Regions from separate parts of the Homo sapiens genome. Here all the other regions are linked to region 3. The links are chromatin loops, found by intact Hi-C in ENCODE. Cell type or tissue: sigmoid colon. All regions are shown on one strand. Each heading gives the region's core, and the rest is flanking DNA. Links, peaks and the distances in the headings are about the cores only. Region 1 has its middle 160 kb from the start of RUNX1. Region 2 overlaps LOC100506403 (a long non-coding RNA gene). Region 3 has its middle 270 kb from the start of RUNX1.

The links. Peaks named below come from ENCODE experiments on the same cell type or tissue, not always from the same donor. Only the 100,000 strongest peaks of a DNase experiment are listed, where the experiment ranks them.
Region 1: a loop joins it to region 3, with 6 times the contacts of the local background. A loop is called at or near these places in 3 of 110 quality-filtered maps.
Region 2: it touches region 3 in a loop (2.6-fold over the local background); 2 of 110 quality-filtered maps call a loop at or near these places.

Annotation. Positions count from the first base shown.
Region 1 is chr21:35,201,163-35,209,038 of GRCh38, reverse strand. No RefSeq gene overlaps it. Among named protein-coding and RNA genes, the nearest start is that of RUNX1, 160 kb to the right of the region's middle. In sigmoid colon, for the core only: no CTCF peak of the experiment used is centred there; DNase peaks (open chromatin) are centred at 1,701, 2,667, 3,598 and 5,238; H3K4me3 peaks cover 587 bases; H3K27ac peaks cover 2,711 bases.
Region 2 is chr21:35,386,496-35,394,371 of GRCh38, reverse strand. All of the region lies in intron 2 of LOC100506403 (a long non-coding RNA gene), which reads left to right. Among named protein-coding and RNA genes, the nearest start is that of MIR802, 330 kb to the left of the region's middle. In sigmoid colon, for the core only: no CTCF peak of the experiment used is centred there; a DNase peak (open chromatin) is centred at 4,191.
Region 3 is chr21:35,320,343-35,328,218 of GRCh38, reverse strand. No RefSeq gene overlaps it. Among named protein-coding and RNA genes, the nearest start is that of RUNX1, 270 kb to the right of the region's middle. In sigmoid colon, for the core only: no CTCF peak of the experiment used is centred there; DNase peaks (open chromatin) are centred at 3,628, 4,068 and 4,491; H3K27ac peaks cover 511 bases.

The DNA of each region.
Region 1 (7,876 bases), core at 1,146-6,145, 120 kb after region 3:
GTACAGGATCCTGCCAAAAAGCCCTGAGCCCCTTTGTCTGGATAATTTATTAGATAAGGTTTAAAATTCTAGGATACAATCTTTTCTTTATCACATGCCTCACTTTGTGAGTGAATCATCACTCACACCCACCTTCCCAACATGAATTCTACGACGGGGAAAAAAACCCCAGCTCAGCTTATTCTGGTGGAATACTGTGTTATGTTAAACATTTTCTTCTTACCTGGTGGGATCAGAATATATTTTAAGTTCACTTGATTTTTGCTGAGCCACAAAATATTCTTGGTGAGAGGGGTGTTGACACTTACCTATGCTATAAGATGAAGGGAGTATCGTTTGTGCGGTAGGAAGGAGAAAAGAGAATATCAATTTGGCTTTTTGTTACAAAACTAGTGGGAAATGAGGTCTTTGGTGACTTTTGTCTTTACTTGCCAAGTTTGTATATATGCCACAAAACACAAAACTATTTACCGTGAAAATGCACAGCACGGTTTAAGCTCCAAAGAAGGGTATGCAGATTTAATCAGCCTTCTGGGCTGGTAGTAGTATCATCATTGGTGTTTTCTATTTGGCAATGGGTGTTCTGAGGAAGAAGGTAAAGAGGGATACAGTGACCCCGAGGACGAGGAGGACCTCAAAAACCCGGGAGTAGTGTGGATCCCACGGGACGGAGGGTTCGTGATCACGGAAAGCCTCTCCAAACACAACACAACTTCATTTTTGATCTACGTTTTTCATATTTCCCAGAACCGTGGGCTGTTTACAGAGTCAGGAGAATTTTTGCTTTGACATGAAGTAATCTTGTCCTTTGGGAGCCCCCGAAAGTTAGCCAAGGTTTAAAAGAGTTCCAGAAACCACTTTTCAGCCCACTGTGAATTTGTGGGCTTTACTGTGGTGGGTGCTTGTGTTGGAGGAGCTAAACAACACTGCCAGCATTTTTAAAGCTTTTTTTTCTTCTTATAAAAATCTGTTGTGCTGTGAAAAATCATAAAACTACTTCAAAATGTTCTTCACTGTCGTCGAAATCAGCTTGGCTCAAGATACTATAACATCTAAAGTTAATTATACATCAGTAGTTTATTTTAACATTATCTGGGGCTAAAGGAAATAAATGAGAACAAAAATGGAAATAATTCGATAAAGCAGATTGTTTTTATTAAATATATTCATGTCTATTCAAATTATTTAAGCCCACATAGCACAGCAATTTCTGAGTGCCCCACAGCTAAAGCTGCAGGAACTGAGCAAATCTATTACTAGTTCTGCGTCCGCAGTAGGCTCCAGAGCCTGTACAAGGCTCTAGAAGGTTCCAGAAAGTTCCAGCTCTCAGATGAAGGGGTCATATTAGACAGAAAGGTAGATCTGGTCCTGCCAGGGTGTTAGGGGCATGGTTATCCTTTCCCTGAGATGGAAACTAGTAACAGTTCTCACATGATGATACACCAGGCTCAGGGAACAGGGCAGCCAAAGCCACACCCGGACACCCGCAGGGGTCCTGGAGAGACTCCCGGACTGGCGATCTCAGGGAACAAACCCCGCTTCCTGACAGGAGCACTGTGAGTGGCAGAGCCCGTGGGAGGCTAAATGTGACCCTGTGAGGAGCAACTGAGTTACAGGATGTCCTCTGTGCTGGGTGGAAGATAACCAGGAAGGAGCTGGACACCTACCCAGCCCCGGGGTCGTCTCCTCCCAGGTCTCTCCTGGCACGTCCTTAACACAGAGTGGTGCCTGGGAGGTTCCCAGCACAAATGCTGGTGCTGGGCACACAGGGGCCAAGGAGACAGGCCAACCCTCCCCTCAGCACTCAGGGTCTGCAGGGAGACCGACTGGAAACAGCTCCTCCCCAGGCCTGGGTGCTGCCCAGAGAGCCCGGGCCCCAGGGTCCTCTCCCCCGAGGCTTTAAGATCCCAGTTTCTACATTTCCCTCTTTATTCCAGAATGTGTGATTTTCCCGGTGTGATTCCCTTTTGTCTCTTTCAGTTGCAGAGCCACACAAGGGTATGCACTATTTCACTCTGATAGGGAAGAAAAAGTGTTTTCACAAATTGAAGTGTGTTGTGGTGGTGTGGGCACCCGCATGGTGAAATGGCAGAGGCATCCCTTGTGAGTGGTTTCTGTCCCTGGGAAGGTTTTGGAAGGCACAGATTCCTTTGGTATAGTTGGAACCTAATGTGGAGACTGCTGGTGGCAGGCATTTCCTAAACATGTGTGGAAGGAAGGAAGGAAAGAAGGACAGAAGGAAGGAAGGGAGGGAAGGAGGAAGGGAGGGGAAGGAAGGAAGGAAGGAGGGAGGGAGAAAGGGAAAGAGGGAAGGAAGGAAGGAGGAGGAGGGAGGAAGGAAGGAAAGAAAGGAAGGAAGGAAGGAGACAGAGGGAGGGGAGGGGAGAGAAGAGAGTCAGAGACACAGAGAGAGGAGGGGGAGGAGGGCTGAAGAACACAGGCGTTCAGACCTCTTCAGGCCTTGGTCAGTCTGAACATTCGTCCACAATCTCATGGTCACCTCCACCCCGACCTTCCTTCTTCCCACTTGTCCGGACATGCGAAAGTCTCCTAGCCCAGGCAGTTAAGAGAGGAGAAGTCATCATTCATGTGCTGCCAACACCTTTGAGTTAGACACGGCCGAGCTTTCTGTAGGTCTGCCTCTTCCAGCGGACACCAGCTCTCCCCACCGGCAGGCAGCAGGGCCCTCCCACTCTTGGGCTCCACCTCCTCACTGTCCCCAAGGCAAATGGAAAGCCAGGTGTGTGTATGAATTCCAGCAAGGCAAAAGAAGCAAGAAAGAGAGCAACTGAGATGTGGAGATTAAAAATAGGATAAACAGGAACTGAGAAGTCTGGGTTTCTATTTTTCTGGTTCACTTTGTTTTCATGCTTCCCTCAGTGAACTCTTGTAATTGTAGTCTCTCCCAATTAAGCAGTCATTTGTAGCTCAGGATAAGAAAATAAAGAAAATAAGACTCCTGAGTTCCCTGCGTGTAGAATTCCCCACCCCTCATCCTCAGAATGCATTCATTCCCAGCACACATGAAAACAATTGTCTGTAGGAAAAGAAGAATCAACTTTAGGCTTTGCCCAGAAATGCCAGCACAGTTCCTTCCATGGTGGTCGATGACCTCAAATTGGAAATGTGATAAATATAAGAATATCTATACCACATAAAAAACCAACAAGCTCCACACTTTGATTTTGCCCTATTCAGGGCAAGCTCTGATGTAAGAGGATGTCGGATGAACACGGATGCCCACGTGGCTACCCTAGGCCAGGGTTAAATCTCCTGGTGGTGAAAGCCTCTGTGCTACAGGGGAAAAGGTGTGTAGGCCGTGTGTGTGTGTGTGTGTGTGTGTGTGTGTGTGTGTGTGTGTGTGTATCCAGGAGATCAGCAGCCAGAGCTTCATTTATCACGGCTTTGCTTCCTAAAATGTAACTGGAGGCACAGAGAGCTCTTTATAAATCAAAAGGCCCCTAGCTTCCACTAGCCTGAAACAGTAGAGACGGTGGGAGCTGCCTGTGTTGAGTCTGAATGAAACACCCACTCAGCCCAGCTGCAAGCTATCTAAAGCAAATATCCCGACAATGGCCTCTTGCCCAGAAACGGCCTCAGCAGCCTGCCTCCCTGGACAGGAAGGAAGGCGCTCTGGAACAGAACCACTGCCCACGTGGTGGTGGGGGTGTGGGGAGCTCTCTCCTGGTCCCATCTCGCATTTGCCCCAAATCAAAGTAGAGGCTGCTAAACGGCTGATAGAGAAAGATGGACCGTCTAACTGCTAGTCAATGTTTATTGTATTCTTAGAAGCAGCGACTCTTCTCAACTTCCTGTGATCAAAAACGCTTGTTAATCGTTCTTATTAAAAGCCAGATCTCCCAACGTACAACTTTGTTGCACGTGGACTGAATTAAAAGCAGGAGATTGTTTTCATCTCTAGAATTCAGCGAATGCCAAAACAAATGTACATGAAATTGCCGGCCCTTTTTTTTTTCTTTCTTTCTTTCGTTATCTCTTTTCCCTTATTTCCCCCTACAGGAGGCAGCGAAACCTAGTAAAGAAAAAGAGGAAACTGGAACCTGAAGCTCAAAATTACGGGCAGGGAACTCGGATTCTGTCTGGGTGGAAGTGTTAGGTCACAATAGGATCCACTCAACCATCATGTTGCTTTTACTTTTCTCTCCTGCTGGTTTTCCGGGGGTACAGGTTTACAGTATGTGTCAGTGACTGAGACAAGCCCTTCCAAAGTGGCCGTTTTCTTGCTAATGTTAAATTATTTTTGATGCATTTTCTCTAGATTCCCCAGTTCTTGCAGGAAAACATTCAGAATGTGTTTTGATAAAATAGTAGCTCAGAAAAGCTCGTGCATCTTAGAAGCTTGCCATTTAAAATACAGATGTCCAGTTAAATTGAAATTTCGGAGAAGCAACTAATTTTGTTTAATGTTCAGGTAAACAATGAATGATAAAATATTACATGGAGTACATGTATGCTAAAAATGTATTCATGTTTATCTAAAATTTATATTTAAGTGGGTATCCTGTAGTTTTTAAATCTGATGACCCAGAACAAGTCAGCTCATTTGACCACATGTCTGCTGCACATATAGAGAGTTGAACACGTTCTAGGTAGTAATTATTCCCTGATACAATCATTTCGTCTTTATACCGCTACTCAATACCAGTACCCAGAAATGGTTGAGTCACCTAATGTAATTTTGCCAATCTGTTATGAGGTCATAGAAGACCGTCACTGGTAAGCTGCATAGAGAATCTAGGAATTGTTCTAACCGTGGTTCCTGACAAGCTCAAGCCCTCTAGACTTTACTTTTCCACTCCTCTAGCTTGGCTGGAAGGGCTGTAGCCACTTTCTGACTTTCTAGTCAGAGAGCCTTGAATATGAAGAAGGGTGGCCACGTTTCCATCTGCGAGGCTGACAGTCAAGGGCAGGAGTGTCTACCGTTTGCACAGTAGTCTGACGAAGGATTTCTCCCCAGTTGATTCCAAATTCATAATTTTCTGGAGTATAAAGGGACTGAACAGTATGGAGGTAGTCTAAGACATAAGACCTTCCTTTCAAAACTCAACTGCCAAAGTCAATGGAGCTTGCTACCACTTTAAAAACATTCCCAGGTCCAGCACACACGATCTAAAATTAAACTTAATTATCATCACTTGGAGATGCTCTATTAGAGGAAAGTCTGTGAGTCAATATGAAACGTCCTGCTGATCATCATCTGCAAAGTGGCCGAGCCAAGAACTGCTGGGACGCTCTGGCCACATATGGAACAGGACATGATATACATGATCTGATACTCTCATCTTAGACATACATTTTCTTAAACATCGAAAACAACAGAACGATTCTCCTGAGTGACTGTTGGATATACCTTTTTGTATTTTAAAAATGTGCTTGCTCCACTCACAGGGACCCTGCTGCCTGATCACTCAAATCACCTCATGGGAAACTCTGAGAAATGCTTTATTTAGAAGCAGTTCGGACTGTGAGTCATGCAACATTTTGCTGTGTTTTTCTTCTTCAGTTCTCCTGCTCCCATAAACATTTATAGGAAGACAGGATATTTCACTGCGTTTCAAGAGTCCATCTGCCACAGATGCTTGTTCCCCACCTGAAGTCATCAACTTTCAGGAAAGAAAATATCTGGTTTTCTTTCAAATGCTGATAAAGAAAAAAAAAATTGGCAAGGAAAAAGGATGACCCTTGAGTAGAATTACCTCTTCCCTGAGTGTTTCTCACGATTCTCTGTAAAGCATTGGTAGTTTAATGCTGGAATCCACCCTGTGGTCAGAGGCACAGTTTTATAAGATTAATAGTATTCTAAAGGAACACAACAACAAAAGATTAATAGTATTCTAAGGCAAAGAAGTCGCAAAGGACTTTGTCCCCTTCATGAAGCAGTGGAAAAAATTATTCCTTTTCTTTTCGAGGGGAGGGTGTCTGTGGGGAGTGGGGAGTGGCAGGCAGTGTCAAAAGCTTACTTTGACTTCCTGATCACATTTTCCTTCAAAATTTTTCACATTTCATTTAAGCCTGCAAGTATCCACTTACTGAAAATGACCTTCTTCGGATCTAAGAATTCTGATATAATTTAGTTGATTCCTTCTTGATTCTAGGGTAAGTTTATGGGCTTTCTTGACTTTGGATTAAAAGGCAAATTTCCTTTGAGATACAGAAGATCTCTCCCTTTATGCCAACATCAATCCTCTTTCAGTAGCAGTTTCCCAATATTTTCTTGATCTAAAAAAAACAAACAACAACAACAAAAACTTCTTTATTTTTGTTTTTCTCAAACACCTAGTTATCTACTTTCTTTTTGGATACTTTTCCTTTTATGTTTTTATTACCCTTTGCCTTCAGTATGTTAGAAGGAGGTTGCCAAATTTCCTCTGAATATTAGCTTAGTCACTAAGAGTACTGGATTTAAGAGGTTGCTTTTCTCTACTAAGCAATACAAAGTAGATGTTCTTGATTATGTCTCTTTTTAGTGGTAGAAAACAGTTCATAGTCATCACTGAACATCATTCACTGGGCCTGGAACCTGAGTCTGAAGGGTTGAGGAAGGCAGTGTCATGCAGTCTTGGGGAACAGAGGCTCTCTGGAGCCAAGACACCTGAGTTCAAACCCCAGTTCTGTCACTTGCTAGCTGTGTGAGCTTCAAAAATTGAACTAACTACTTGAAGCCTTGGTTTTTCCCTCTGTAAAATGGAGAAAAAAGTGGTACCTACCTCATTGGGTTGTGAGGATCAAAAAAGTTGATATTTGTACTTATAACAGTACCTGGTACATGGTAAGTGCTATGAAAATATTGCTATTATTGCTATTGAAAGATTGGGCCTATGGAGACACACTTAGGAAGCTAGACATAGAAATTTTGCACATCATTAATAATGAATGAATGAATAGTATTAAAATGTATTTGTTCAATAAATATTTAGGGAGCAATTACTCTGTACTGAACACTGTGCTAGGTGCAAGACACAAAAACTCAAAGCTATAGAATGTACTCTAAGGGAGCTTAGGCTCTGGGGAGAAAGCTATGGGCATTGTGGGCAGACCAAGGCTGTGGTGTCAGATAACTTTCAGCTCAAGCCCAGCCCCATTAGTGGAAAGGGATTGGGTAAGTGAATTTTCTCACTTGTGAAATGGGGATAATTCTACCTTATTAGGTTGTTTCAAAAAGTAATGGAGAATACAGAACATATACACATGTATTTTAAAAATATACTTACCCCAGTAAAAACTCAGTGAATAACATGTGTTATATGTTACATATGGACATGTCTATGTCTGCATATAGGTATTTAGAGAGGGAAAGAGAAGAACTATGATATGAGTTGATAGTCACTCTAGCAGGTTTGTTCCAGGCAAAGTCAAAGCCCAGAGGGAGGGTCTTGAGCCTGCCTAGAGAATCCCAGGAAGAGAAGAGGGGCAGAGACAAAAAAGACAACTAAGAGTCCACCTTTGCAGAGAACAGGCAACCTGGGGCCAATCAACCATGCGTGCAGAGGCCTGGAGGCTGAAGGACTGGTAGGTTTGAGACAGCTAAGAGTTCAATATTGTGAAACAGAATATGCAAGGCAGAGAGGCGGTAAAAAAAGATGTTGCACAAACAAGCAGGGACTAACTCACATCTTTGTCAGAATGTCACTTTCTTACTGATTTCTTCCCTGACTACCCTATGTAAAATGAACCCCTCCTCCAGCATTCCCTAGAATCCTGCCCTGCTTTGTTTTTCTTTGTCACCTTGTACACAAGTCACCTTCTAAAAATAAGTATAAATATACATGTATGTATACAAATGTACATATACATGTGTGTGCATGTCATACAAACACACACACATGCATGAGTTATTTTGTTTATTATCTGTCTC
Region 2 (7,876 bases), core at 1,342-6,341, 67 kb before region 3:
ACTTTCTCAATTATTTAATCCATGTCTGTACATATGGAATTCTCAGTGAAGACTAAATCTGTGTGGAGCGATGGGCAATCATGTGTTCACTCAACAGTCACTGAGCATTTATCAAATGCCAAGTCCTAGGCTGGGTGCCAGGGGGCTGGGACTTCTTCCAGTTGCAGATGTATGTTTAAGAGATCCTCTTTTTCATTGTCTTAGTCCATTTTCTGTTGCTTATAACAGAATACCTGAAACAGTTTATAAAGAAAAGGAATTTATTTTTTGCAGTTATAGAGGTTGAGAAGTCCAAGGTCAAGGGGCCACATCTGGTGAGGGCCTTCTTGCTGGTGGGGACTCTATGTAGAGTCCTGATGTGGCACAGAGCCTCATGTGGCCAGGGAGCTGAGGGTGCTCACCTACTTGCTTTGGTCCCTCTTCCTCTTCTTAGAAGGCCTCCAGTCAGACTCCCACAATAAGCTATTAATCCATTAACCCATCAATCCATTAATCCATGGGTGGATTAATCCACTCATGAGTGCAGAGCCTTCATGACCCAATCACCTCTTAAAGGCCCCATTTCTCAATACTACCACATTGGGAATTAAGTTTCAACAGGAGTTTTGGAGGGGACATTGAAACCGTAGCAGTCATTTCTCACTGAGGATACACCAGTGATCAAAGCAGCTAAAAAGTCCTACCTTTCTGGAGCTGACATTATCAGCAAGGGAGACAGAAAGTAAATATCACATATGATACAGTATATAATGGGCCAGAGGGTGATAATGTTCTGGGGAAGGAGTGCTGGATGGTGGACTAGAAGGAGAGTTGTAATTTTCAAGGGTGATCTTGAGCAATACAAAAGTCTTAGAAATACCAACCAGGTTGGCCCGGCACGGTGGCTTACATCTGTAATCCCAGCACTTTAGGAGGCTGAGGTGGGCGGATCACGAGATCAGGAGATTGAGACCATCCTGGCCAACATGGTGAAACCCCATCTCTACTAAAAATACAAAAGTTAGCTGGGAGTGGTGGCGCATGCCTGTAATCCCAGCTACTTGGGAGGCTGAGGCAGGAGAATCGCTTGAACCAGGGAGTTGGAGGTTGCAGTGAGCCGAGATCGTGCCACTGCACTCCAGCCTGGGCGACAGAGTGAGACTCTGTCTCAAAAAAAAAAAAAAAAGAAGAAGAAGAAGAAGAAGAAAAAAAGAAATACCAACCAGATGATAGTCTGAAGCCATTCTTGAAAATAATCAACAGAGAGGCCTTTCCAAGACATCTAGCTCCATGGCATGCTGTGCTGCATGCTGTTTAAAGAGAATTTTACGTCCATAGACCCAGCCTCACAGAGTGAGCAATTTCAGTCCCGTGCACAGCCAGAGACAAGAAAGCAGAGTAATAAAATGAAGCCAACGGACAATGAAATGTTCATACCCAAGATATGCCCAGAGCTAGCCCTCAGTGAATTTTAAAAAGGCTTCAGAGATTATTTTGGAAACTCTTGCCTTCCATTTGAACCTCCTCAGCTTTAGCAATGTCCCTGGGACAGACATAGAGCGAGGTGAATAGTGGAGCTGGAGGAACTTAGAAATGACCTCATTTATCCTAACCTTTAATGCATTAGTTTAGGAACCTTTTATCTACTGCTTTAGGAGACTGTAGTTCCAAGAAGTAGTGATGTCCCGAGGTCACCCAGAGAGTGGCAAAGCTTGAACTAAGCTTGGCCCTCTTCACTCTTCATCCAGTGCTCTTCCCCCTTACCTTCCAGAAATGGCCCTCTGGATACCCCCTCCCAACTCCTGCACACTCACACCACACGGTAGGGTTACCTCCCTGCTCTCCTCCAGCCCCTATCAAAGTTCTCCTGGCTCTCTTCAGGCTATGAGTGCCCCAAGAGAGGAACTATATTTTATTTGATGCTGGATTAGTTTCCTGGGGCTGCCACACCACAAACTGGGTGGCTTAAAAAAGGAAATGTATTGTCTTGAGGTCAGAAGTCTGATATTAAAGCATTAGAGGGTTGGTTCCTTCTAAGGCTGTGAGGGAGAATGTGTTCCAGGCTCTTTCCTAGCTTCTGAAGGCTGCTGGCAATCTTTTGTGTTTCTTGGATTCTAGACATATCACCCCATCTCTGTCTTCATCTTCATGTGGCATTCTCCCTGAGTGTGTGTGTTTCTGTGTTCAAATTTCCCCGTTTTATAAGTCATACTGAATTAGGGGCCAGTCGCAAGACCTCATCTGGACTAATTACATCTATAATCGCCCCATTTCTAAATTAGTCACATTCTGAGGTACTGGGGGTTAGACTTTCAACATATGAATTTTGTTGAACCCATGACAATTCAACCCACAACAGATACTATCACACCAGCATGCAGCATAGAGACACTCAATAAAAATGTGATAAATAGATGTGCGTACGTTGTCTGCACTGGCTTTTACATTGTCATCATCTGTCTCTTTGTTACTTTATTTACCTTTCCCAACTCTTAGCATCTCTCAGGCTACTGTCTGCCCATCAACTATGGGATCAGGTCTAGGGATGAATCAATGAGAGAGGGCTACACAGCCTCTCCCAGTTCCCAGAGGTAGCCTTAAGGGGATTTACCCCAAAGGAAATGTTGATTGGTGCACATGGAACAACAGGAGAAAAACGTGCACTTAGCTGGATATTTTGAAGGTGGCCTCTAAAAATGACACAGTGAGGCCAAAATTTACCTGTAATTCTATCTTCTCTACAAATTCCAAACTCCAGCAGTCAACCAGTAGAGCGTCTTGGTCAGGTTCTTCTAGGCACCTTGTTCTAGTCAAATCTCACCACAAACATTTTACAGCTGCAGAAACAGAGGGAGATTCTAGGATGTACATTTCAAGGTTCAGTACTAATCTTACTTCCTCCATAAAGAATTCCAGGATTTTTTCAACCAGAAGGGCTGTCTTCCTCCTCTGAACCCCTGTGGCAAATACCATATTCATCATGCTCAAGACTGTTGTCCCAGAATTAATTTTATCCTAAGTATTGGCCAAGAGATTGAATACAAGAGTAAATGGTTAGGGTAGTCCAGAGATGGTCTTATGTATTAGGAGAGTAAGTTTTCAGGTTCAGTGGTGCTAAGAAATTCCTCCTTTATCTTAAATAACTCTTTATACTCCGATAGTAGAAATTCCTTCTAGTGGAGGAAGGTGGTGTACAATATAATTATCAAGGTAAGACATCTACTTTAGTTCATACTAAGGTGTGAATGACTGATATAATGACCTTGTCTAAGAAAAGGTTTTGATAAAAGATAAGGGAGCATGGCAATACAGAGGTTGCCTGAAGGGAAGATGGAAGAGGTAGTTGGGAAACAGAACCAATGCATGAGGAAAGGGGCCTGGAAGTAGGAGACAGATGCCACTGGAAATCAATTTTCTTTACAATTGTGTTTGTAACCATCTGTGGACGAGAAAAGAAGACATTAAAGTTTCTGGATCCTTTGGTTCCCAAAAGAATCATTCTCTTCTCCTGCCTATTGGGCTTCTATGTCTTACTTTTTTTAATATAAAGGATTTCTTTACAAAGAAGTGTGAATGTCTAGACATTTAGGAACATGCTGGAAGCTGATCAACTTTATTCTTGAGCCTGGTCTTATCCTACAATTGAAAATATATTTATAAATGTCCACCTAGATGACAATACAAAATCACCACCTAAACATTAGTATTTCTGTGAAATGACTGCTGAAAAAAGTAGGTCAGTTTATGGAAACCTCTCTGAGAGGCTGTGAGTTTAGTAAGTTTCGTGGTACTTATGAGTCAGGGCAGAGCTCCCAGGACAGCTGCCTGATAGATAGAGGTCCCTTCTCCTGGAAAATTTAAAACATGTCTCATCAGACTGGTAAATGTGCTAGTAGAGTTGAAGATCCATTTACTATCTGTGGGAGAAGGAAGTTTATTATATTTGACCAACTCATGGTTGGGTCCTAATAAAAGATGTGTCTCAAATTATGTCTAAGTCTTCATTCTAAAGCATGCCAGAAATTTTGAAGGGAAAGCTCAGCTAGAGACAAGCCAAAGATCTGTCTTGCATCTCCAAGGCGTAACTTAAGCTGAGTTATTGGAACACGCACACATTCACAGTATTACAAAAAAAAAAAAAAAAAAAGGTCAGCTGTGGCGACCGCCAGGAAGAAATGCCAGACACTGCCAGTTTGGCTGTGCCCTAACATATGTTCATTCATGGGCATGCAGCCAAAATGGGGCCTGTTCTTCAGTCCAGGCCTGACTTAATGCTTCATTACCTTACTCACCTCAACACAGGATGTAATGTTGAGCATTGAGCAGCAATAGCTGGCAACAGAAATCAATGTAAATTACTGTAGGTTTAAATAGTTGGATGTTTTTCCAGGGCATATTCCCAGTCTATATTCTGAAAATAACTTGATAGGGTACTTAAAAAACAATGTATCTTTGCTCTTAAGTCAATTTAATCTCATAAATATTTTCTTATTGTGACAATTTCCATGTAGCATGCAAAATACAAGTAAAACAAAGCTTTGATTTTCCTTAGTTAACTTATGCCTTTTCCAATAACTGAGTTTTAAAACTAAAATAGGAGCAAAAGACCAATCTTTTATACATTTGTTAAGTGTTCATTGTATGTTTAGTGTTCACTGTATTAAGTGATAAGATTCTCTTACAAATACTTTAAAAAATATTATTATTATTTAGAGATAAGGTCTCATTCAGTGGTCCCACTGATACAGACTATATTCTTATTGTTTTAATTGGCCCCTTTATGTCTCTAGACTGGAAACTCTATGAGTGTTGACCTTACATCCTTATCCCAGCCTCCACCAGGAGAAACAGAACAGAAACAGATTAAGCTAAGGAGAAAGCAAACCTAAAAATGCAAATTCAGTTGGGAAATAATGAAAAGTGAAAAGCTTTTAGAAATAACAAAACAAAATTACATTTACTTTTGTTCATTAATTTATTTTATGACCATTTGATAAACATTTGTTCTATACAATGGTATTTGAAAGCTTAAGGATCATATTGTCTTTGGAATACCAAATTAAAGAAACCTACTACAATAAAAAGCTGAATGAAGTAGAATATTTATAGATAACCTTTTAGCTACACTACTATTAATAAAATGCTAAATGAGATGTCCAGTTGCAGCCGTGATGAATTAATGAGTTTTAGACATAGTTGCCAATTCATGAAAGTAAGGAAAATACCTGAGGCAACTATTTTCAGATATTAAACTCTACAGTTAATGCAAGGCTGTGCTCCTCAAAAGAAGGGAGACACATAAAGTGAACCCCACATTCAACTCAGTCTTTTGCCTGGGTATGCTTTCCAACCTGTGACACAAGGAAGCAGAACCAACACTGGGCGGGGGAAACAGACCAGAGGCTGGATCAGCATTAGTAACTGAGTTTGTTGGTTGAGGCACTAGATAGAGGGGAACCTCACAGAGAAGGAGTTCTATATATCAGCATAGGGATTCCCTGGAGTTTTGAGTGACATACTAAGCTCTGTATGGGCAGATAAGACTCCATGAGGCCAGGCAGAATATAGTTGCTAGGGACTGTGAGAATGGAGAATCCTGAGGACACATAGTATTAAGAGATGTTGGGGTGCTAATGAACCAAAGTTGAAGTTCCAATTTTAAAGGAAAATATCAACATAATGAATGAACAGGTGGGAACTACCAGCTGATAAATGAAAACTATCAAAAAGAACAAGATAAAATTTCTATAACTTAAAAATAAAATAGCAGAAATAGAAATTTCCCAGGATGGCCTTAATGGGGATTGGAAAATGCAGTACGAAAAAAAAGGGTGAATTAACATAGAGGTCCATGGAAACCACCCAAACTGAAACACTGAGATGGAGGAGAAGGAGAAGGAGAGGAGGAGATTGAAAAAATATGATGAGAGCTTCAGTGACCTGTGGCACAATATCAGGTGATCTAATATATTTATAATTGAAATCCTAAAAAATAAGGAGAGAGGTTGGAGAAGATAAGAAAAAAAGGAAGGATAAAAGATCAAGTCATTTCCAAATTTGACTAAAAATGTCAATCTGCAGATTCAAGAAGCTCAAATAATCCCAGACAAAAAAATACAAAACAAAGTAATTTTTAGGAGCATTATAATAAAATTGATAAAAACTAAAGAGAAAATTTAAAGCATCCAGAGGAAAAAAACCAAATTAGATACACAGGAAGAATGATAAGAATTATTTTAGGCTTCTTGCAAAAACAGTATAAACCAGGAGACAATGGAATAATATCTCTACAATGCTGAAGAAGCAACAACAAGATTAACATAGAATTCTACATATAGCAGATATAGCCTGTGAAAATAAAAGCAAGATGAGAACATTTTTCAGGTAACCAAAACTGAGAGAACGTGTCAATAGTAGACCTATACTTTAAAGAATGTTAAAGGAAATTATGCAAGTGGAAGACAAATGTTACCAGATGGAAATCTGGATATTCAGGAAGAAATGAAGAGTAACATACCTTATAAATATGTGGGAAAATATAAAAGTTGCTCTTTTCTCAATTATTAATTTCTCTGTAGGCAAGAATAATAAAAATGATAAAAATGTGTGGTTTATAACATATGTAGAAAAATATATGGCAATAGTAACACAATGGATGGGAGAAGGTAAATGAAATTATACTTTTGTTAGTTTTTTATATGATGTGTTATTAATTCAAGATACATTATATTGTGCTAAAGACAAATATCATAATCCTTAGAGCAACTACTGAAAAATAATATGTGGTGTTCTAAATATCCAAAAGGGAAGATAAGAGCATATTATAAAATACAAATTGAATCCAAAAGGAGATGTGAAAGAGAGAAAAAAAGAAACAATGAACTTCTGAGACAAAAGAAGACAAATAGAATGTTAGGAGACTCAGCCATACAATCATTTTATACAATCATTTTATTAAATATGAAGGCATTTACTTAAAATACAAAAATTATAAGGCCTTTTTTTAAAAAAAGCGAAACTCCAACTATATGTTGTTTTCAAGAGATTCACTTTAAATATACGGGCAAGGCTAGGTTAAACAAAAAGGATAGACAAGCTAAAACATGCAAATAGTAATCACAGGAAAACAGAAGTGGCTATATGAATATCAACAAAATAGACTTAAAGACAAGTATTACTTTCTGTAGTTTTGTCTGATTGATGGAATGATTTCACAGTTGAAGAAGATCTTTAAAAATATCAAAAATCTCCCTAGGTGGTTCTCATGCTGTGTAGCAAATTGGAAACTGAAGTAATTAGAAAACTCCTCTCCAATGAAGGTTGATTAAAGAAACAGAGTGAGGAGGTGAGAGAAAGGGGCCTAATATTTGTGTTCATTATGAACCACTCTCCATGGGGAAAGAAAGTCAGATCTATGCTGAATTTCCTCCAAGTGTTTAAAGCAAAACCAAGAGGTGGAAACCTTCATGGCACTAGATTTCAACTTAATATAGGAAAGTACTTGCTGACTCATCGCGGCTATCCAAAATAGTCTCAACTTTTCACAAATGAAATGTGTTAATATGCAAGGCAGTGAGGCAGTGGGTTCCATACACTAGAGATTTGACAAGGCCAAGTGACATCTTGGTGAGGATGTTAAATGTGAACTTAAACATCAGCCAGCCAGCCCTGAAGTTCGTCACCAATGTGAAACTCTGTGTTTATGCATCAGTCTGCTGACTCCCTCCCTCGTTTGTAAGTGTACAGCAGAAAAAAAATGGAAATGCAATAAGTCTGACTTAGTCTGTTTTTAAGAATGTGTGTTGCTCCATAGTATTAACCATGTCTTGTTTAAGTCCTCACAAACCATCTACATAACAAGTGATTATTGAGTCATGTTAGAAATTATTATTTTGCA
Region 3 (7,876 bases), core at 1,800-6,799:
ATAAGCATTGATCTACTTCCTTTTTCTATAGGTTGGCCTATTCTAGACATTTCACATGCACAGAATTATATAATATGCAAATCCTTTGTTTCTGATTTCTTTCATCGAGCATCACATTTTCCAGATTTATCCATGTTGTAGCATAAAATAGTCCTACTTTCCTTTATTGCTAAATACTATTCCACTGCATTGATAGACTGCATTTGTGTATTCATTAATCAATTAGACTGCATTTGTGTATTCATTAATCAATTGATAAACATTTGAGGGTCAGATGCTTTTTTTCAGGTGTATTCCATTAGGTTCTGATCTGCCAGCTCCATTTCAGTATGTCTTGAGGGAGGCCCTCTCTGTTGGACCAGGGGCTGCAGGACATCCTAGGGTGTATCAGTATGGTGGTCTGGTTTCTAATCCTGCTTTCTCCAGGATCAAAATATCTTGACTGGCCATGAGAATGGTTACTGTGATTTCCAGGCCCTGGAAGTCCCACCTGCACACAAGTATTTTTCTCACTGCCTTGGCAAGGTGAAACTTACATTCTTGACTGTAATTTCCCCCCAGAAAAGGCTCTGATAAAAAAGAGTAATGCCTGGGATATGTATGGGTTTATAGAAAGCCTCCCCAAAAGCACATGTTACCACCTGCCCTGTGATTGTGTTCTGGAGTGAGTGCATGGTCTCTTCCCAGCACAGATCACAGTCAAGTTGATTACCAGATGTAAAGGTTTACCCGGTCTAGCCAAGGTAAGATAAACCAGAAGGCTGACCTTGGGGAGGTCATGGCACTTGGAGGCAGAGACTTGGCCTCAGGGCACTGAAATGGGCACCAGGAGGTTTAACATGGAGGAGGGCAGCCAGGTCAGCCCAGACCTGATGGGTGTGTAGAGCAAGAAACTACAATGTCAAATTCTCAGCTACAGCTTCATGATTTGCTTTTGTGATTTGCATACAGTGTCTACATGCATGCAAGAGCATACCTAGGATTGAACATGGACAGTAAAGTGTATTGTGCTCATTCTCAATTTATTATAATGAGAGAAAAAAGGCATCCAGATTGTAAAGGGATTTTCTCCTGTTCTCTTGACCTGAGATAAAAACCAAGTTCCCCAGGCTTCAATACAATGATGCCAGCTGCCTACACTCCTTGTATTGTTAAAGTTCTCCTATGAGGAAACTCCCCTAGGCCACTAAGTGATGGAGAAAGTGCAAGCATCTCTGTTTAGGGCTGTGACTGTGCTTCTTGGCAGGCCAGCCTAGACTTAGAATCGTAGCCCAGTGGAAGGGCAACAGGTAAGATAACAATTGCACAGTTCACATTGGGATGTGGAAATCATACGTGCTCAGCCAATCCTGCACTTTCACCCCAGCCACTCTTTTATGGGATCTTGGATGCTCAGGGCTGTTTGTGTAATTGCTTCTTGTAAATGAGCTCCTACTCCATAACACTTTACAGTAAACCACTCTCCTTTGCCATCTGGTATCCAGTTGTTTTAACTGGGTTTCCAGTATTTGCATCAGTCATTTACAAGAACCTTTTTAACCTTTACAAAATAAAATAATTGAAATCTATCCTTTCAACTTCACATTTGTTTCAGAAAGGCTTTGAAATCAAGGCACAGAGGGGATGAAAGACAGGAGGATGTGAAAAGAAAAGGGCTTGGCTTTTCTCCCTCTGAGATGATCAGAAAGGGTGCCTTGGAGGTGCAGAGTCCTGCGCTGGAGAGGGTTATTGCCTCCATTATGGGCTCGTCTCTGTGGAAAATCTCTCCCCTGCCATGGTGAGTGGAGAGGCAGAAGAGCTGGGGAAAGACGTGCTCTTCCTTGACCCTGGGTCCTGGGTCTGCAAATCTTCTCTGTGTATAAACTGCATCCCTCCACACCTGCCCCACACTGCCCATGATTCTTCATTTCTCACTTTGTTTCTTTCTCTTGCTTAAACCATGAGTTCCTGCCTTGCTCAGATGGAGAGGAAAGGAAGAGAAATCCACACGTGTGTATGGTGCTGATTCTTTTCAGCCATGAAGAGGACTGGGACCTCTTACCAGATAAAGTGGGTGGATTTTATCTGCATCCTCCAAGCAGCACAGAAGTGAAAATATCTCAGTTGCAGATAACGGCATAGTTCAAAAGAATTTGACATTTTGACTATCTGGCCACTTTGTGTCTTTCTCTCTCCAGTTCTAATCACTTTAAATGACATGGAGGCTTCTAGAAGCCCAAGTAAAGGGGAGCTTTAATTTAAGAAATCCTCTCCATGGCTTCCCTTGCTCCTGTCTCTGTATGCAGGTTTCCCATCCTCCACTCTTTTCACCTTGAGTGGTTCTCTCTCCCATTCATCCCTTACCCACTCCCTTTTTCTGAGCAAAACTTGGGAGCTCCATCAGCCCCCTCCCCACACGTCATGATGAAGGTCTAGTTGCTGGCTCAGCAGATGAAGTGTCCCACCTCCTTAGAAGGCTGGGGTAGGGGTAGTGATACAGATACACAGAACTGAATACTCTTCAACCTAGTGGAAGAGAACAGGACCAAGACAAAGATCTGGTTGTTGCGAGGGGTCTGTGGTCTAGCGGGTTGCTGCCAGAACTCTACCTGGGGCGTGTATGGTCACGTTCACATCATACTATATTTGAGACTTTAGTTCAGAGCTGCCCCTATAACTTTCTCAGTGCTGATGGGCCACTTATTAACCCTGTTCCGTTAGGTGAGAGGTGAGGATACGCTTCCTCAAAAACCTTGGTTTTCAATTTGTTTCCTCATCTCTTGCTTTTCAGTGTCTTTCTTTGTCATATACATATTCCTGGCTTTTTAAAGCCACACAAGAAAATATATCTTTATGCCCAAAGAGAAACTTTGGGTGGGAACTGTTGATGGGTTTGAGTAAGAGTTTGTGTTGTTGTGTTGCTGTTGATTTCTGTTACCGTAACTAAACAATGCTTCACTCACGGTATTTCCTAGTGGTATTTTCTAAACCAAGAAGGTAGAGACTGGTTCTTAAGTTTGAAACCATGGGTTTCGTGGGTGGGACCCTGCTGAGGGTTAACTAAATATTGTATTCTAAAGAAAACACAGGGTTCATGTAGAAAGAGGATTCTATCACTGAAGCAAACACAGAGAAGAGCCACCCAGGAGGACTGGGTCCCCTCAGAGACTGCGGTTTAAGCCAATAGTCTCTGGCAAATGCATTCCTAAGTAATGAGTTTCATCCACATTAGTGCCCAGAACATTCAGAATATTCTGTGAGGCAGGCAAGGCAGTTCTGGAGAAAAGTTGCATAGCTTTCATCCGCTCACCAAAGGGGCCTGTAAGGACGACTGTGGCACGAAAGAGTTTCATTAGTTCTCAGTTTGAGTCACATAATCATAAAGTGGCATCAGGGAAAATTAGGATTAGTAGCCCTGATGGCAAAGGCTGATCTAGAAAAACTGTGTTTACGGAAGAGTTGTGGGATTCGACAGCATATTCATCTGGCACTTTCACAGGGTGCCGTATCTTTATTCAGTCAAGCACCTACTGTGTTATAGCCGTGCACTTATTTGAGGAAACAGCTTTCTGTGCACATGCTTGGCAGTTCGCCTGCTGAGGCACCTTCCTGCTGTAGGCTGGGTGTGACTCCCCTTTAAGGAGGGAATAGATCCGAAATGAATCGGAGCCTGTGCTGAAGCCGATGTCCAGTGTAAGCAGAGCAGGCCTGGATTTTTACCGCTTGGTGTTCCAAGGCTACATTTTGCTGAGAAATATTAAGTGTAACCAAATATTACAGGGAACACACTGTTCCTGCTATATTTCCAGGGCATCTGATCAATGGGAAAAATGAGAAGTAGAAATAAACAGAAGGGACAGGGAACTGAGCAGGCAATTGGGCTCAAAGGCAAACCGAGTAAAACAGAGGAAATGATTTTCAAAGTAAATACAGATAACTGGGGAAAGAAAGATGAATACTAAGCAGAGAAGAAATGTCTGACTGTCTTACTCCAGCCTGGGTTGGGCCAGGGAGCATGGTGGGGCCGTGCTGAGAATTTTCATCTGGGGCCTGGTCTCTCAGTAAGTCCAGCTGTCAGAGGCAATGCCAGGAACAGGCGAGATGAAACACAGTCACGGCAAGGGGTGCAACCTCCAAGAGAAAACCCAGTGCAGCGGGAGCTAAGAGGCTGCTGCCAGCAGCCCAGGCAGCCACGTGGGCCTGCAGGACTTTATTTGAAGAAAACACGGGGTTCATGGAGGACGTGGATCTTGTCATTGAAGTAAACTCGAAGAAGATCCACCCAAGAGGATCGAGTCCCCCTGGGAACTTTGCAGTTTCAGCCAATAGTTTCTGCCACGGGAGTTTTGTGCACGTTAGCTCCTGGAACACTTAGAATAGTCAGTGATGTGGGGTGCATGTGTGGGTCTTAAGCCTCCTCCATAAAGCAGATGTTCTCAGCCTCAGTGCTGTTGATACTGGGGTCAGATCATTCTTTGTGGTGGGGGCCCTGTTGCTATCCATTGCACAATGTTGAGCAGCATCCTTGGCTTCTGCCCACTGGTTGTATAGCGCTCCCCCACCCCACCTCCACTATATCCATCCAAAATGTATCCTGATATTGCCAAATGTGCCCCGGGGCGGGGGGCAGGGTACAATCACTCCCTGTTGGGAAACACGGCTATAGATGAAGAAACTAAAACCGAGAAAGTGTCCGTGGCACAAGTAACTGATGCAAAGCCACACCTGGAACCCACTAACTACAGAACTTTGAAGGCACCTTGGCCTTTTTCTGTAACTGCATTCTCAGCTGAAGAGGAATAGCTATGTAGAGTTCAGTTTTTGTAGTCAGATTCCTGGGTTCAAAGCTGGGCTCCACACTTAACTTGCTATCTGTGTGAACCTGGCTGTTACTCCATTTCTTTGTGTCTCAGTGTCTTCATCTGTAAAACAGCTTCGATGCTAACAGTATCCACCTTACAGGGTATGAGGTGAGTCAAACAAGGTAGGCCAAGCAAAGAGTGTGGTGCCAAGCCTTCTTGCTATGTGGGAAGTTCTTGATAATGGCTTGGGCCCGTCTTGACTGCATACTATGTTCTCTAATGAACACTTTTTAGTTTCCTTTGCTGATGTGGTTCCCTTTATCTGCAATACCCTTCCACCAACTTCTTTATATGGCCAACTTTTTCCTGCCCAGCAAGAAGCTGTTTAAATGTCATCTCTACAAAGGCTAAGGGCTCCTATGCTCTGTCCCCTTAGCAGCCCCCAAAGCACTGTATGCATTCAAATGTCTGTGTTTATGTCTCTCTTCCCAGCTAGACCTACTATGAGCAAGTAGGCCAAGGACCCTATGTAATAAACTACAATTCTCCTGTGACGCTCAGTGAATGGATAGGATCTTGACAGGTAGAAATGCGAACGGAGGGTAGCCTGCTGGGTTGAGAGAGTCTTAAGAGGTGAATGGTGGAGACACCAGAGAGCAAAAGAGATGCTCGGAAAATTCCGAGAGCTCGGCGTAAGGCATGAGTATCAGTGGGTCTCCTAGAGAGATCTCGCTCAGGTCACTTACCAGCCATATACCTTTGATGGGGGTAGGGTGTTTGGAGTGGGATGGGTTGGGGAGTGGCTTGATCAGAACTGTCATAGAGAGATTAGACTGGCAATACTTTGCAGTATACACTGGACTAGACAAAGTCTGGGGCAGGGAAAGATTAGTTAAGCAACTGCAGGAGAGAGTTCATGGAAGCAGAACTATAAACACAACTGTAAAACGCCTTTGAGTTAATCAAATTGTGACTATCAGAAGAATGGTGGCAAATGATCCATCGTTGATTGATTGGGAGAGATGAAAGAGAGGAAGAGCTCTCAAAAGTGGTCTGAGTGTTTTGGGGTATAAGAAGTTTGTGTTGCTGTTGAGGATCATTGCATGAGAGAGTGGAGATATCAAGGAACGTTCTTGAGTCTTCTCTGGATATTTTTGAAAATAGAGATGACCCTCCCCAGTCAGAGGTTACAAGTGACCCGGCTGAAGGTAGGAGTGGGGCATGTAGGGCTGGGGGTGGAAAGGGTGGCAGAGATGGACAAATGTACTTGTGCCTTTATCCTGGCAGTAGGAGTCATTTCTCACATTTTGAACTAGAAATCCCAAATAATGTCTCAGACCAGTTAGGTTTTATTTTCAAGGAGACATTTTGAACTTAAGGAGAGATGTTTGAGGACTTCTTGGAGAAACCAGACTCAATTGCAGAACAAAGAGACCCAGCACCTTGAATCATTTCAGGAGGAAGAGGCTATAAATACCTGTTTACGTAGATCCCTGCAGTCCTGAAACTTACACATATCCCAGATGTGAGACCATGTCTCGGTCGCCTTCTGACCTTAGGTATAAAGAAAGTATAGCTCAGGCTTTAATTCTGCCTCTCTTAAGTCACAGCCACATTTTCATCTTTGAGTCTCATAAACATTTGTCAGATTAAGGAATAAATTCAAATTCTCCTTACCTGGTCTGGTTTCAGAAGCCTGGGTCTGAGGCTGGGATCAGAGGCTGCTCTGGGTGGCATGCTGCAGCTCAAAACCAACAGAGAGGCCTCACTCCAGAGACGGCCTCTGGCATCTTCATAGGTTCAGGGAAACTGGTAAGTAGCTAAGGAAAGAAAACAAAGGAGATCTGAACTCTGAAGTCAATGCTTACCGTCTTCCCCTCTTCAAGTGTGGCTGAGGTCTGGCCGGGCAGGAGCCTGGTGCAATCTCTGTGGAGTCCTGCAGGAGTGAGTAAATGAGCCGCTGGCCTGGTGCTAAGCCCTTTGCCCTCACCTGGGCTTTCAGAAATGGAGCTGATGTCCTGAATTATTGATGCCTGCTTAAGTAAACAGTTGCAGAAAATAGGAGGAACCCCCTCCCCTCCCCTCACCACGAGGAAAAAAAGAGGAGGAAGGAAGCACTTATTTCAGGGATGGTAGCAAACGTAGAATACTCATGGAAGACCTGGGCCAAACATGTACTGCACATGGAGCCTCGTTTACAGCTTCCTGCCTAGAGATCCTCTCATTTTTGCTCCTGAAATTAAGACTATAAGTAATGAACTGGAAGATATCACAAATTAGATACTCTAAGCTAATGCCAAAAAACACATAGTACTGATATTTACAAATAACATGCATGGAAACTCTTTACAAAAGAAAACAAAGAAGAAAAAGGGAAAAGAGCAACTCACGCTGTCTTCTGGCCTGATCGGATGAGGGAAGGAGGGTGGCCCCTTGCCAGGAACCCTGAAAAACGGCTCCAGGGCAAGGAAAAAGATGAATGAAAGCAGTAGACAGAAAACAATGACTCTCCGTGGTGGCAGGTGATGGGTAAGACAGAAACAATTGATCAGGTTTATCTTTGCATTTTTACCTACTTGCTGCACACTTTTAACGCATAAATTTGGGAAGACTGTGCAGTAAAATGGTAGTGCTACCTTCTCCATGGTGGTGAGACCTGCCTCTCAGAGGACTCCGTAATTCCGGGGTGAGCTACCACTATGCGGTTTATTGCCTTCCAAGTGGGCCCAGCAGAAGGCTCAATGCTCATATTATGATTTATCCATTCAACCAACATGTCTGGAGAGCCTACTGTGCACCAGGCACATGCCGTGTTGCACGAACTGAGATGAATAAATCGTGTTTAAGGAGTTCACAGTCTGGTCATAAGAGCAATTGAGAATATACGGCTGTTGGCTTAAGTACCTCCATTTACTTTGAGTAAGGAGAGTTAATTGAACACTCTTTGCACTTCCCCACAGCTCTTACCAAGTCTTTGGAGGTTTCAGACCATTGCTGCTGCCAAGTGCAGCCCACCAGGGACAGATCCTATGTTTAAAAGAATAGTTTTGTATTTCCTCCATAGAGTTGGTTAGCAAATGATATTCAAAGAGGTG